2 separate regions of the Mus musculus genome follow, and region 1 is linked to region 2. Evidence: chromatin loops called from intact Hi-C (ENCODE). Cell type or tissue: left cerebral cortex. All regions are shown on one strand. Each heading gives the region's core, and the rest is flanking DNA. Links, peaks and the distances in the headings are about the cores only. Region 1 has its middle 170 kb from the start of Snhg14. Region 2 has its middle 210 kb from the start of Gm29729.

Region 1 (8,539 bases), core at 1,162-6,161, 110 kb after region 2:
CCAGCCTATGTGTGTACTTTGGTTAGTGGTTCAGCCTCTGAAAGCCCAAGTTGATTTGACGTAGTCTACTGTGGATTCTCTATTCAATTCAGGTGCCACAATCATTACTTCTATTCTTCCAAAATAGCCCCCAAGCTCCATTCACTCTTTTGCTGTGAGTTTCTATATCTGTCTGATTCAGCTGCTTGGTGGAGCCTCTCAGAAAACAACATGATCCCAACTGCAAGCCTATCAGAGTATCATTAGTAGTGTTAGGGAATGGTGCTTACCCATGTCTTTGGTCTCAAGTTTGGCTAGTTGTTGTTTGGCAATCCCCTTAGTTTCTTCTCCATCCCCTGTCCTTACATTTCTTGTAAACAGGATAAATTTTGGGTTGAAAGTTCTGTGGGTCCTTTTGTGTCTCTATTACTTCAATGAGGTTCCTACCTGGCTACAGGAGGTGGCATCTTCAGGTTCCATATCCTCAAGGTAATCAGTCACATGTAAGGTGACCCACAATGATTCCTGGGCACCTCTATTATCCCAGTTCTCTAGCTTGTCCTCTAGACGCCCCCCCCCCCCATCTCCTTACTACCATCAGTTGCAGATTTCCTTTCATTGTCATGGCCACCTCGTCATCTTTACTTTCCTTCTGCTTTTCATATATATATACATATATATATATATATATATATATATGTATATATATATACATTTACTTAATTTTGACTCTGTAGAAGACTGAAAGATGTACCAATCTATGAGCACTACACTATTATAAATTGATCAAATACTATGAACAGAGCAATAATCATACTTTTCAAGGATATTGTGTTTGCCTACCCACAGGTTTCTGGCTGTAAGAGCAAAAAGAGTTAAGTGTTAAGTGTAGAAAACTATTGAGTACATCCATGAAATTCATGTAACAATTGTATCAGTTGGAGTTTTTTAGCAATACAGTCTCTTTAATTACTGGGATTCAAAGCCTAGTGTGATTGATTTCTTTCCTCCTCTGGTGACATAGAACTGCTTCCAGTGCCATGAAAGATATCCATTAGGGATCAAGCTTACAGGTCAATTCTATATTGATTTCCCACTCTTCTATAACTTAAGAATGTAGTGTGTTCAGCTAAAGGGCAGTTTAACCAAGAATGGTAACAATAGCATTGCAATGAATAGGATCTCCCTAGAAAACAAGCCAAGACAAAGATGTAATACATTTCTGGTATTAGATTTTATATTTGCTAGCCTGTAGTGTTTAGGAAAGAAAGGGTTATTCTGTTATCAGTTAACCCTATTGGTTAAATATTGGTATGTGTATATACATATTAAGGACACTTTTAGAGTAGTCACTTTCCATATGACTTATTCAAAATGCCTCCAGTACTATTTATCCTTTTCTATGTTCCTTCCTTTATTCTGCTCTTCTATTGCCCTCACTGATTAATCCTCGATGTATCATAATTTTCCTTTAGCCCTTTATACCACTCACTGGTTTATAAAGCATTCTCTTTCTTTAAATGCATTTCCATACTCCTTTACTAGTTTCCTAATGTATATAGTTATTCGAAATACAACACACATATCTGTAAAAATATCAACTTTACCTCTGAATTATGTTCTTTTGTGACAAAATTTCAATAACTTTAAGGGAATAAACTTTGAGGTGTTTTGAGGTGCACACAAATCTGTAATCTATGTCCTCATCCTCCCAAGGACCAGAGATTATAGTCCTCCTGCATTACCAGGGGCACTGATATTCTACCTTTCAAAATTGGATGAAATCATCACGGAATAATGAATAGTGGGGTTTTCATAAACTTTACAGTTAAGGAATAACAGGAAAAATCATAGAACCCCTTCTCTTGCTAAGGCATGTAGCCAAGAGATAAACAAACTTTCCAAGTGTTTATAATGTCATAGTTAATTACCTGGAAGCAAGAACTAAAAATTAAAAACTCCTACAAGTGTTATGAATGTTCTAATAATTTTTGTTTTACACACATTCATTCACAAACAGGTAAATGCAATGTGTTTATTTAATGACGATCATGGAATACATAGCCTAGCTTTACCTTAAAAATAATAAACAAATTTGTAACAAAACTATCCAATGCTTCCCAATTCTTTTAGTTATTACTTAGCAAAATAGAAAATTCGATCTGGACATCCAAATCTAAACTCGAAAACCTACAAGTGTGTGAAAATATAGTTCAGTGGTAGACCATTTGCTTATATTAAAGAAAGCCATCTTTCTATCTGTAACAGACTGCAGTTCATGTTTCTTTTTCTTCATATGCTTCAATTTGTATTCTATACTATTATGCAAAATGTACAACTGTTATAGGACCTAATCCTGAAACAGTATTTGTTAAAAGGTGAGGTATGTGCTAACTTCGTTGTCTATTTTAAGAAATTGTAAAGTCCTAAATAGACATTAAAATATCAAAGTAAGCTATATTAGAAAATACAGTATTATACTTTGTGCATAATAATTTTTACTATCGACGATTTCATTGCTTCTACTTAAATTACTTCACAATGAGGTGATACGTGGGGTAATCACAAAGAAAATTTCAGTCCCTGTAATTTTTTCCATTTTTTCACTGAAGCTTCTCGCTGTCCGTTGGAGATTTTCCTTATGGCGATCTTCCGTTCGTTTTTACAATTCTTTTAAATTATATGCTTTCTAGAGAATACCGAATGTTGAAAACCCACTTTCAAACTGCTTCCTTTCCACCCCACCCCCCTCCCACCGCCGCAGCCTCAGTCGCTGTTGCCGCTTTAGTCTCCTCTCCGCAAGACCAGCCACAGCAGGAAATGCGTCACAAACCTGCGCAGTGGATGCGACGAGCCTGAAGAGGAAAGACAGGCTTGATAATGCAGCATAGTGAAAGACTCCGTGTGAGGCAGGAGAATGGGTGGGTCCGTGGGAGAGCACCTTCATAGATGCAGAGGGGACTGAGATGCAGGGGGAAAGGGAGGTTTGCGGAGAAGAAACCTGGAAGGGAGAATACATTTGAAATGTAAATAAACCAATAAAAACTTTAAAAAAAAGAGAAGAAGCCCTGGGGACCAAAGATTCTCTTCTTTGAGGATTTCTCTGAGCCACAAACAGAGATGGACTGTCAGGCTGAGTTAACCTCCTGTTGTCGCAGGAGCACTGTGTGATTCCGGATTCATCTTCAGTTTTCAAGTTTTGATAAAATCCGAAATCGATTAGCTAATGAATTCGCAATCATACGGATTTTAGGAGTCTCGGCTTTTTCTACTGAGCTGCTTTTCTGTAGCTGTAGCTTTATAAATGAGCCCTAAGTATTTGCTTTTATAAAGGATAGGAAAATACTCCAGCATTAGCGTTAAATCAGATCAGCGGGGGCGGGAGATGGCTCAATCTGGTGTTTATTTTTAAAGTTAAAATATTTACATTGAATTTCCAGGAGGTTTGAAGGCTTAAAAATAAAACGTTCAGTGTGATTTTCTTAAATACAGTGTGTATGTCTTACAGACGTTTGGCTTTTAGTTCTAACATCCAATAATTTTATACCAATATTATCTCTAAACAAGAATGATACATACATCCATATATGTATGTTTATATGTGTGTGTGTTTGTATGCTTGTATATGATATTTGCTTCAGTCACACAATACATTTTCAAGTGTCATGCCACATAATGCATATTCAAGTGTTTTTGCCACAAAAGGGGGTGTTTGTGTGTGTGTGTTTGTGTGTGTGTGTGTTAATTATTCAGTACTCTTTTTAAAACTGGCCACAGTGAAGCTGATGATTATGACAGGAAAAGAAACTTCAACATAGTCTTATGGTTGGGATATTAGGGTTATATCAGATTACATCAGATATTCTTGATTTATTTATAGCTAAGGAGTGTGTGAAGGATCGTTGGATAGAAAATTGTTAAGCACTAAGAGAGACTCTGGCTGAAGTAGGATCAAAGTAATAAGACTTCATTTGGAAAATGGTGAAGGAGAAGAAACACACTCAGTTGTGCATGGTTGTAATTTCTCCCTCCCTTAAAAATGATTCTAGTTTAAATACACTTTTATGTAAAAGAGTACAGATATTCAGAAATAAGGTTCTGGATCATAAATGAAATTTTATTAAAGAAAGATAATTCTCACATGATGAAGTTTTGTTTTTTTTATTGAAAATAGATTTATCATTCAATATATTCTAATTGCAGTTTCCCCTCCCTCACCCCTCACAGTTTCTCCCCATCTCTCCTCCCTCTGCATACACCCCTTTCAGTCAGTCTCTTGTTAGAAAATGAAAGGCTTCTCAGAGATAATAACAAAACGTGACAAATTTTGGAAACAATGTCTCCATAGCAAAATGGAACTTAGAGGTCAAAATTCTTTGGAGAGTCTTTCCTAGAAACTGCAAAATGTGTTTGGCTTAGTTGGAGGGTAATGAGGGTGTTCAGAAAAGGAAAGTATCACACTGAGCTTAAATAAGTGGCTAGATTTGAGAATCAATGGAACTGGGGACCAGGGAAAACAACTATGTCCCAGTCCTCATAACTTATGTCCTCATGTTAACTATGTTAAGCCTCTTAACATAGGCTGACAGTAATGTCACCTTTTTGGATGCCATAAATTATCTTCATATTGTGTATGAATTATAACACTGCTTCTGAACAAGATTTAGAATTTCCTACCATGGGTGTGTGAAAGCTTTTCAGTAAGTTGATTTTTATATTGCTGTCTATCTTGTATGTTATTTCTTTACGATATCAAGAATAGAGTCCTAAGGCGGGCTATAGTGGTACACCCCTTTACTCCCAGCACTTGGGAGGCAGAGGCAGTTGGATTTCTGGGTTCAAGGCCAGTCTGGTCTACAAAATGAGTTCCAGGACAGCCAGGGCTATACAGAGAAACCCTGTCTGGAAATAAACAAAACAAAACAAACAAAAAAGAATAGCGTCCTAGAGCCAAGACTTTTATGATATGGTTCATATGACATGTTTCCATGGTTTTCTGTCACTGTCATATGATAATAAAATTTCTTAACATATCTAAGTCGAAATATTTCATTACTCTAGCCTTTTTTATTATTTTCATATATGGATATCCTTCTATAGTCTCCAGAAACATCTGTTTGTATTAGGGCATTCAATCCTTTTCTCCTGAGCCTGAATGTTAAAATTAGTAACTAGAATGGGTGTTTAAAAATTGACTTGTCACTAGACCAATGACTCAGCAGTTAAGAGATATAACTGCTTTTCCAGAGGAGCCAAGTTCAATTTTCTGCACCCACATTTCAACTGACAAGCATCTGTCTTTAGTCCCAGGAGAAGTGAGACACTCTTTTCTGGCCTCCATAGGCACTGGAGACACGCCACACAGACACAATAAAGGGTAATGCCAATACAAAAATACATAATATTTTAAAAATCTAAAAAAATAAAGTCTTTCATTGCAATTGGCCTATTATTAAGGGAAATTTAGTCTACTTGGAAAAATGTTGCCACAAAATAATGATTTTAGAATTTTTATCATTCTACAAATTCTGATCATTCTCTGTACAATAGAACAAAATCAAGGATGGAATTTTCTGTCTTAGCTTTCTGTGCACCTGGAAAGGTGGTGAGGTTGAAATTTCAGAACTAAAATACAACAACAACAACAACACAAATAGCTTTAGCTTTTTATTGAACATGTTAATGTTTAAAATGATAAGATTAAAAAGGCCAAATCCCAGGTCATCATCAGACTCCTGAGATTCTTTTTACATTCTTTCCTCTTTCTTCTAGTCAGCTGGGTTACCACCACTGGAGGGGTTTGGACCACCTGCTACTGCATTTCCTTGTGCTTTGGAAAGATCACACCTCTACATCACACTTCTAGATGGGGCTCCAAATGTTTACAATGAGCAGAGATACTACAAACAAGCCAGGCCAGTAAGGCTTAATATTGAAATCAGATAATTTAATGAGACTATTAATCAATTCTCTTATTGATCATCACATCATAGTGCAGTAAACAAACAAAATAGAAGAAAGCTATATACTTCAGGCTACTGATGCAATGCTAATCGCTGGATAAAATGATTGTCTCATGACAAAACAACTTTATTTCCACTGTAATCACTGAGCACCTGTGTGGCTTCATAAGAAGGGTGTTAGGACCTTCTCCAGCTTCCTCTTCATAGCTCTTCTCTAGGGTGTCCCTATATCATTCTGCCCTGGGTAAGGGCTCCATAAATAATAGCTCACTACTTAGTTGTATGCTGCAAATGGCCCATCTCCTTTCTCTGCTGTATACTAATCTCACTTTGTTCAATCTGTCCTTCCTTAGAGCTGGTCACATTGTGGGCTGATACTGAATATTCTGAAGATAAACTGGCCTGAAATATGGGACAGCTGTCCAGCCATGGCCTTTGCTCACTCACTGGTATTGCCTTCCCTGTAGTATTCAAACTAATAATTTCTGCTTGGGTTGATAATCCTGAATATCACATGTCTTGATTGTAATTTCTTCCAATTTCTTGATTGTAAATAATCATTGCTCTTTTATTGTTAACAGTGTAATGTCCCCCATCTGCTTAGAAAATTAAGGATAGCTGAACTCTATAACTCTCTCTCTTTGAACCCACAAAGTCTTTTACAATCCCATTGGATTTGTCACTATCCCTTGTGATGCTCCCTATTTTCTGAGAGTATAATTCTGCTATGTAGGGGTAGAACAACTGTGCAAGGGCATATGTGTGGTAGGGGTGGACCTGGGTTGATCTTTTGTTCCCCTGTGCATCACTCTCAATCCTTTGTGAATACTGTCTGCTTAACTGATATTTTGCTCCTGTGTCAGGAGTCTGAGGAGTCCACTGAATCCTTAAGTTTCTCTCATTCTTTATCATTTCCCAGCTTTTTTATTATTATTCTACTAAATATCATTGCAAATATCAACAGGAACACATTGTGTTTTCCCTTCATCTTTGTAGTCAATATTCTATAGCAGGTCATTTCCTAATGTGCAAAACTATATTTTAAGAATACACTAGAGAATATGTCAGTCCTCTGTAGCTTTTGAATTGGCAGGAGCCTGGTATAGCTATGTCTTGGGAGTCTTTGCCAGAGACTGACAAATACAGAAGCAGATACTCACAGCCAACTATTGGATTGGGTACAAGGTCCTCAATGGGGTCCCCACTAGAGGAGTAAGAGAAAGGACTTAAAAAGCTAAAGGGGTTTACAACCCCATAGGAAGAACAATAATATCAACCAATGAGATCCCCCCTCCCCCAAAGCTCTCAGGGACTAAAGCACCAAACAAGGAGTACACATTGAAGGACACATGGCTTTATCTGCATATGTAGCTTGGTCATATGAAGGCTGGAGAGTGGGTGTGGGTGGGTGAGTAGGGGAACACTCTCATAGAAGCAGGAAAGGGGTAATGGGATAGGGGGTTCTGGGGAGACTAAAAAAGAGAATTACATTTGAAATGTAATGAAAGAAAATATCCAATAAAAAATTTTAATGTCATTAAATTTCCTCAGAGAAAGGGAATGTGATTAAAAGGAATGAGTAGCTAAAATCATGCAAATTATATGAAAGACAAAGAAAGGATTACTGATGGTATTATTGTAATTAATTGTAAATAAATTGACAATTCACAAGGAGAATATTTGGATTTTTTTATTACAACAGGTGTGAATGCCATATTTTTTGGTGTGGTTCCTTTGGTCATCACCTATGTGTGTGCCTATATTAAAAAAAAAAAAAAAAAAAAAAAAACTACTAAATTATTGACAAATTTGGTTTTCAGAGACTTAGAATGTTGGATGGGGGAAGGGAAAGAGAAGCTAGAAGAAGATCCTGTGTAAGGAAAGAATGTTTATAAAATAGGAAATAGAACACCTTCCTAAGTCTAAGGGAAATTGATCACAAAAGAGAATATACATTCAGAGATCAGCCTTTTTTTTTCCCCTTTTTTTCTTTTCTATTGCATGCAATTGTCTGTAAAAAAGATCCTAAGAAAAAAGATCCATTCTCTCTAGTTCTGAAAGAAAACAGTTCTGGTTAAAGTTCAGGTTTCCTTCTAACCTTAAAGGCAGTTTTCAGAATTCCATGGCTCATTGTGTTTTAGGAAATCAGTGATTCCCTTGTGCACACCGCCATCTACCGTCCAAACATTGAACATGCCTGAGAAAAACTCATTTAAAAGTCCTTGGGTGTTGTTGTTGTTTTCGTTGTTTTATTTGTTTACATTTCAAATGTTGCCCCCCTTCTCGGTTTCCCTCCACAAACCAATTATCCCGTCCCCCATACCCCTGACTCTGTGAAGATGCCCCTCCCCCAACCACCTACCCACTCCCACCTCACCAACCTAGCATCCTCCCCAAGAAAAAGGGCCTCCCCTCTCATAGATGCTAGATAAGGCAGTCCTCTGCAACATCTTTGGCTGGAGCCATGGGGTCCATCTATGTGTATTCTTTGTTTGTTGGTTTAGTACCTGGAAGCTCTAGGGAGTCTGGTTAATTTATATTTTTGTTCTTCCTAAGGAAATGCAATCCTCTTCAACTCCTTCAGTCCTCACTCTTTC
Region 2 (8,539 bases), core at 2,376-7,375:
AGCTGAAATGCAAATTACCTGAAGTCTGTTTCTGTACTCATACACTTGTCACATTTACATCTCTCTTTTTCCTAAATGCTACAGGCATTGTCTGGAGAATTTTGATGCTTTTCCTAGCACTAGTTCCATTTATATATTTTCTTGTGTATGTGTCCTTACTTTAAAATTTTAGTCTCTTACATAATTGTATATTTTACAAAGTTGTTTTAAATAACAGCCACATTACTTACATCCATCTTGGCTGATGCCACATTAGGATAAAAAAGATCCTATGCTTTGCATCCCACTTTACTAAGGTTAAAGCATTCATGCCATATCTTTCACCACCGCTATGAAGATGATCATATGGTATAAGCCAACTTAGGCAACACTGTAAATCTAGAGTCTGCAGAAGTGGCAAGAGATTGCCAGAAGACCACCAGAACTTTTTTGGTGCATTTCTCTTTACTAAGTGACAACAAATTATGATCAATAAAGTATGTAGGAGAACCAATGCCAAAGTGTTGTCAATGAGAACCAACATCTGAAAAGCTCAATAAAGATGAGCAAAGAGTGGCAAGGTGAACCACTGATACACCATAATTCACTATTATTTTATACTTATAAGCTTTCCAAATCTCACATGTACTCTCAAGTGTCTAGCAAAACATCAAATGCTCTTTATTCAGGCAGTATCCAGAAAAGCTACTAAATACGTTTTATAATTATATCTTCTTTTTTATTATATATTTTCTTTATTTACATTTCAAGTGTTATCCCCTTTCCTAGTTTCCCCTCTAAAACTCCCCATCCACTGCCCTCCTTCCACTGCTCACCAACCTACCCATTCCTATTTCCTGGTGCTGGCATTCCCCTATACTGGGGCAGATAACCTTCACAGGACCAAGAGCCTCTTTTTCTGTTGATAACCTATTAGGCTATCCTCTGCTATATATGCAACTAGAGCCATGAGTCCCACCACATGTTTCCCTTGATTGGTGGTTTAGTCCCAGGGAGCTCTGGAGGTACTTGTTAGTTCATAATGTTGTTCCTCCTAGGGGGGCTGCAAACCCCTTCAGCGATTTGGGTACTTTCTCTAGCTCCTTCATTGAGGACCCTGTGCTCCATCCAATGGTTGTCTATGAGCATCCACTTCTGAATTTGTCAGGCACTGGCAGAGCCTATCAGGAGACAGCCATTTCTGGCTCCTGTCAGCAAGCACTTGTTGGCATCCACAATAGTGCCTGGATTTGGTGGTTATTTATGGGATAGATCCCCAGGTGGGGCAGTTTCTGGATGTTCATTCCTTCAGTCTCTGCTTTGAACTTTGCCTTTGTAACTCCTTCCATGGGTATTTTGTTCCCCCTTCTAAGAAGGATCGAAATATCCACAGTTTGGTATTCCTTCTTCTTGAGTTACATTTGTTTTTCAAATTGTATCTTCTTTTTTGTATAATATATATATATATACATACATATATATATATATATATATATATATATATATATATGTATATATATATATATATATCGAACCCTATTGTATTTATTACTAAATTTATGATTAAAAGTTTCTTTTGATGTAAAGGTATCAATGTTTTATATTTTTTTAATTTAATTTTGCTTTTTGTCTGCCTCCAAGTCGCGCATTCCCACATTGCTTCTTCCCCTCCTCCTCCTTCTCCTCTGAGCAGGTAAGGTCTTCAACTGGGGTATCTCCTGCAACCATGGCACTTCACATTTCTGCAAGGATAGGTTCTTCTTCTCCCATAGAGGCCAGGCAAGAAAGCCCAGCTAGTAATACATAACTCACATACAAACAACTGCTTCTGGGATAAACCCTGTTCCAGTTGTCCAGGACCCACATGAATGCTAAGCTACCAATCTGCTACATAGAAGCAGGGAGGCCTAGATGCAGCCCATGTGTGTACTTTGGTTAGTGGTTCAGCCTCTGAGAGCCCCAGTTGATTTGACTTAGTCTACTGTGGAGACTCTATTCAATTCAGGGGCCACAATCATTACTTCTATTCTTCCAAAAGAGCCCCCAAGCTCCATTCATTCTTTTGCTGTGGGTTTCTCTATCTGTCTGATTCAGCTGCTTGGTGGAGCCTCTCAGAAAACAACATGATCCCGACTGCAAGCCTAACAGAGTATCATTAGTAGTGTTAGGGATTGGTGTTTACCCATGGCTTTGGTCTCAAGTTGGGCTAGTTGTTGTTTGGCAATCCCCTTATTTTCTTCTCCATCCCCTGTCTTTATATTTCTTGTAAACAGGATAAATTTTGGGTTGAAAGTTCTGTGGGTCCTTTGGTGTATCTATTACTTCAATGAGGTTCCTGCCTGCCTACAGGAGGTAGCAACTTCAGGTTCCATATCCTCAAAGTAATTAGTCACATGTAAGGTGACCCACAATGATTCCTGGGCACCTCTATTATCCCAGGTCTCTAGCTTGTCCTCTAGACGCCACGCCCCTCCCCCCCCCCACATCTCCTTACTACCATCAGTTGCAGATTTCCTTTCATTGTCATGGCCACCTCGTCATCTTTACTGTTATTCTGCTTCTCCTATATATACATTTACTTAATTTTGACTCTGTAGAAGACTGAAAGATATACCAAAATATGAGCTTTACACTATTATAAATTGATCAAATACTATGAACAGAGCAATAATCATAGTTACTTTCCAAGGGTATTGTGTTTGTCTACCCACAGATTTCTGGTTGTAATAGCAATAAGAGTTAAGTGTTAGGTGTAGAAAACTATTGAGTACATCCATGAAATTCATGTAACAATTGTATCAGTTGGCATTTTTAGCAGTACAGTCTCTTTAATCACGGGGATTCAAAGCCTAGTGTGATTGATTTCTTTCCTCCTCTGGTGGCATAGAACTGCTTCCAGTGCCATGAAAGATATCCATTAGGGATCAAGCTTACAGGTCAATTCTATATTGATTACCCACTCTTCTATAACTTAAGAATGTAGTGTGTTCAGCTAAAGGGCAGTTTAACCAAGAACGTTAACAATACCATTACAATGAATAGGATCTCCCTAGAAAACAAGCCAATACAAAGAGGTAACACATTTCTGGTATTAGATTTTATATTTGTTAGCCTGTAGTGTTTAGTAAAGAAAGGGTTATTCTGTTATCAGTTAACCCTATTGGTTAAATATTGTTATGTGTATATACATATTAAGGAAACTTTTAGAGTAGTCACTTTCCATATGACTTATTCAAAATTCCTTCAGTACTATTTATCCTTTTCTATGTTCCTTCCTTTATTCTGCTCTTCTATTGCCCTCACTGATTAATCCTCGATGTATCATAATTTTCCTTTAGCCCTTTATACCACTCACTGGTTTATAAAGCATTCTCTTTCTTTAAATGCATTTCCATACTGCTTTACTAGTTTCCTAATGTATATAGTTATTCCAAATACAACACACATATCTGAAAAAATATCAGCTTTACCAGTGAATTATGTTCTTCTGTGATAAAATTTCAATAACTTTAAGGGAATAAACTTTGAGGTGTTTTGAGGTGCACACAAATCTGTAATCTATGTCCTCATCCTCCCAAGGACCAGAGATTATAGTCCTCCTGCATTACCAGGGACACTGATATTCTACCTTTCAAAATTGGATGAAATCATCACGGAATAATGAATAGTGGGGTTTTCATAAACTTTACAGTTAAGGAATAACAGGAAAAATCATAGAACCCCTTTTCTTGCTAAGGCATGTAGCCAAGAGATAAACAAACTTTCCAAGTGTATATGATGTCATAGTTAATTACCTGGAAGCAAGAACTAAAAATTAAAAACTCCTACAAGTGTTGTGAATGTTCTAATTTTTGTTTTACACACATTCATTCACAAACAGGTAAATGCAATGTGTTTATTTAATGACGATCATGGAATACATAGCCTAGCTTTACCTTAAAAATAATAAACAAATTTGTAACAAAACTATCCAATGCTTCCCAATTCTTTTAGTTATTACTTAGCAAAATAGAAAATTCGATCTGGGCATCCAAATCTAAACTCGAAAACCTTCACATGTGTGAAAATATAGTTCAGTGGTAGACCATTTGCTTATTTTAAAGAGAGCCATCTTTCTATCTGTAACAGACTACAGTTCATGTTTCTTTTTCTTTATATGCTTCAATTTGTATTTTAGACTATTATGCAAAATGTACAACTATTATAGTACCTAACCATGAAACAGTATTTGTTAAAAGGTGAGGTATGTGCTAACTTCGTTGTATATTTTAAGAAATTTTAAAGTCCTAAATAGACATTAAAATACCAAAGTAAGCTATATTAGAAAATGCAGTATTATACTTTGTGCATAATAATTTTTACCGTCGATGATTTCATTGCTTCTGCATAAATTACTTCGGAAAGGGGTGATAAGTGGGGTAATCACAAAGAAAATTTCGGTCCCTGTATTTTTGGCATTTTTTCCTCTGCAGCTTCTCGCTGTCTGATGGAGACATTCCTTATGGCGATGTCCCCTTCGTTTTTACAAATCTTTTAAATTATATGCTTTCTAGAGAATACCGACTGTTGAAAACCCACTTTCAAACTGTTTCATTCCCACCCCAACCCCCCTCCCACCTCCCGCGCCATGGTGGCGGTCTCTGCTTTACTCTCCCCTTGGCAAGACCGGCCACAGCAGGAAATGCGTCACAAACCTGCACAGTGGATGCGACTAGCCTGTGGAGGAAAGACAGGCTTGATAACGCAGCTTAGTGAAAGACTGGGGTGAAGCAGGAAAGTGGGTTGGTCCGTGGGAGAGCAACTTCATAGATGCAGAGGGGACTGAGATGCAGGGGGAAAGGGAGGTTTGTGGAGAGGAAACCTGGAAGGGGGATAACATTTGAAATGTAAATAAACCAATAAAAACTTAAAAAAGAAAAAAAAAAAGAAGCCCTCGGGACCAAAGATTCTCTTCTTTGAGGATTTCTCCGAGCCACAAACAGAGATGCACTGTCAGGCTGAGTTAACTTCCTGTTGTCGCAGGAGCACTGTGTGATTCCGGATTCATCTTCAGTTTTCAAGTTTTGATAAAATCCGAAATCGATTAGCTAATGAATTCGCAATCATACGGATTTTAGGCGTCTCGGCTTTTTCTACTGAGCTGCTTTTCTGTAGCTGTACCTTTATAAATGAGCCCTAAGTATTTGCTTTTATAAAGGATAGGAAAATGCTCCAGGGTTAGCATTAAATCAGATCGGCGGGGGCGGGAGATGGCTCAATCTGGTGTTTATTTTTAAAGTTAAAATATTTACATTGAATTTTCTGGAGGTTTGAAGGCTTAAAAAATAAAACGTTCAGTGTGATTTTCTTAAATACAGTGTGTATGTCTTACAGGCTTTTAGTTCTAACATCCAGTAATTTTCTACCAATATAATATCTAAACAGGAATGATGCATACATCCATATATGTATGTATATATATGTGTGTTTGTGTGTATGCTTGTATATGATATTTTCTTCTGTCACAAAATACATTTTCAAGTGTCATGCCACATAATGCATATTCAAGTGTTTTTGCCACAAAAGGGTGTGTGTGTGTGTGTGTGTTAATTATTCAGTACTCTTTTTAAAACTGGCCACAGTGAAGCTGATGATTATGACGGGAAAAGAAACTTCAACATAGTCTTATGGTTGGGATATTAGGGTTATATCAGATTACATCAGATATTCTTGATTTATTTATAGCTAAGGAGTGCATGAAGGATCATTGGATAGAAAATTGTTAAGCACTAAGAGAGACTCTGGCTGAAGTAGGATCAAAGTAATAAGACTTCATCTGGAAAATGGTGCAGGAGAAGAAACACACTCAGTTGTGCATGGTCGTAATTTCTCCCTCCCTTAAAAATGATTCTAGTTTAAATACACTTTTATGTAAAAGAGTACAGATATTCAGAAATAAGGTTCTAGATCATAAATGAAATTTTATTAAAGAAAGATAATTCTCAGATGATGAAGTTTTGTTTTTTATTGAAAATAGATTTATCATTCAATATATTCTAATTACAGTTTCCCCTCCCTCACCCCTCACAGTTTCTCCCCATCTCTCCTCCCTCTACATACACCCCTTTCAGTCAGTCTCTTGTTAGAAATTGAAAGGCTTCTCAGAGATAATAACAAAACGTGACAAATTTTGGAAACAATGTCTCCATAGCAAAATGGAACTTAGAGGTCAAAATTCTTTGGAGAGTCTTTCCTAGAAACTGCAAAATGTGTTTGGCTTAGTTGGAGGGTAATGAGGGTGTTCAGAAAAGGAAAGTATCACACTGAGCTTAAATAAGTGGCTAGATTTGAGAATCATTGGTACTGGGGACCAGGGAAGGCAACTATGTCCCAGTCCTCATAACTTATGTCCTCATGTTAACTATGTTAAGCCTCTTAACATAGGCTGACAGTAATGTCACCCTATTTATATGCCATAAATTATCTTCATATTGTGTATGAATTATAACACTGCTTCTGAACAAGATTTAGAATTTCCTACCATGGGTGTGTGAAAGCTTTTCAGTAAGTTGATTTTTATATTGCTGTCTATCTTGTATGTTATTTCTTTACGATATCAAGATTAGAGTCCTAATCCGGGCTGTAGTAACATGCCTTTACTCCCAGCACTTGGGAGGCAGAGGCAGTTGGATTTCTGGGTTCAAGGCCAGTCTGGTCTACAAAATGAGTTCCAGGACATCCAGGGCTATACAGACAAACCCTGTCTGGAAATAAACAAAACAAACAAACAAAAAAGAATAGCATCCTAGAGCCAAGACTTTTATGATATGGTTCATATGACACGTTTCCATGGTTTTCTGTCACTGTCATATGATAATAAAATTTCTTAACATATGTAAGTCGAAATATTACATTTCTCTAGCATTTTTTATTCTTTTCTTATATGGATATCCTTCTCTAGTCTCCAGAAACATCTGTTTGTATTAGGGCATTCAATCCTTTTCTCCTGAGCCTGAATGTTAAAATTAGTAACTAGAATGGGTGTTTAAAAATTGACTTGTCACTAGACCAATGACTCAGCAGTTAAGAAATCTAACTGCTTTTCCAGAGGATCCAGGTTCAATGTTCTGTACCCACATTTCAACTCACAAGCATCTGTCTTTAGTCCCAGGAAATGTGAGACACTCTTTTCTGGCCTCCATAGGCACTGGAGACATGCCACAAAGACAGAATAAAGGGTAATGCCAATACACAAGTACATAATATTTTTAAAATCTAAAAAAATAAAGTCTTTCATTGCAATTGGTCTATTATTAAGGGAAATTTAGTCTACTTGGAAAAACGTTGCCACAAAATAATGATTTAAGAACTTTTATCATTCTACAAATTCTGATCATTCTCTGTACAATAGAACAAAATCAAGGATGGAATCTTCTGTCTTAGCATTCTGTGCACCTGGAAAGGTGGTGAGGTTGAAATTTCAGAACTAAAACACAACAACAACAACAACAACAACAAATAGCTTTAGCTTTTTATTGAACATGTTAATGTTTAAAATGATAAGATTAAAAAGGCCAAATCCCAGGTCATCATCACACTCCTGAGATTCTTTTTACATTCTTTCCTCTTTCTTCTAGTCAGCTGGGTTACCACCACTGGAGGGGGTTGGACCACCTGCTAGTGCATTTCCTTCTGCTGTGGAAAGATCTACATCACACTTCTAGATGGGGCTCCAAATGTTTACAATGAGCAGAGATACTACAAACAAGCCAGGCCAGTAAGGCTTAATATTGAAATCAGATAATTTAATGAGACTATTAATCAATTCTCCAATTGATCATCACATCATAGTGCAGTACACAAGCAAAATAGTTGAAGGCTATATACTTCAGGCTACTGATGCAATGCTAATCGCTGGATAAAATGATTGTCTCATGACAAAACAACTTTATTTCTACTGTAATCACTGAGCACCTGTGTGGCTTCATAAGAAGGGTGTTAGGACCTTCTCCAGCTTCCTCTTCATAGCTCTTCTCTAGTGTGTCCCTATATCATTCCGCCCTGGGTAAGGGCTACATAAATAATAGCCCCCTTCTTAGTTGTATGCCGCAAATGGCCCATCTCCTTTCTCTGCTGTATACTAATCTCACTTCGTTCAATCTCTCCTTCCTTTGAGCTGGTCACATTATGGGCTGATACTCTATATTCTGAAGATAAACTGGCCTAAAATATGGGACAGCTGCCCAGCCATGGCCCTTGCTCACTCACTAGTATTGCCTTCCCTGTAGTATTCAAACTAATACTTTCTGCTTGGGTTGATTATCCTGAATGTCACATGTATTGATTGTAATTTCTTCCAGTTTCTGGATTGTAAATAATTGTTGCTGTTTTATTGTTAACAGTGTAATGCCCCCCATCGGCTTAGAAAATTATGGATAGCTGAACTATATAACTCTCTCTCTCTCTCTTTGAACCCAAAAGTCTTTTACAATCCCATTGGATTTGTCACTATCCCTTGTGATGCTCCCTATTTTCTGAGAGTATAATTCTGCTATGTAGGGGTAGAACAACTGTGCAAGGG

Evidence for each region. Peaks named below come from ENCODE experiments on the same cell type or tissue, not always from the same donor. Only the 100,000 strongest peaks of a DNase experiment are listed, where the experiment ranks them.
Region 1: a loop joins it to region 2, with 12 times the contacts of the local background. A loop is called at or near these places in 6 of 42 quality-filtered maps.

What each region holds. Positions count from the first base shown.
Region 1 is chr7:60,617,042-60,625,580 of GRCm38, reverse strand. No RefSeq gene overlaps it. Among named protein-coding and RNA genes, the nearest start is that of Snhg14, 170 kb to the right of the region's middle. In left cerebral cortex, for the core only: no CTCF peak of the experiment used is centred there; DNase peaks (open chromatin) are centred at 2,835 and 3,268; H3K4me3 peaks cover 658 bases; H3K27ac peaks cover 217 bases.
Region 2 is chr7:60,729,945-60,738,483 of GRCm38, reverse strand. No RefSeq gene overlaps it. Among named protein-coding and RNA genes, the nearest start is that of Gm29729, 210 kb to the left of the region's middle. In left cerebral cortex, for the core only: no CTCF peak of the experiment used is centred there; DNase peaks (open chromatin) are centred at 4,687 and 4,936.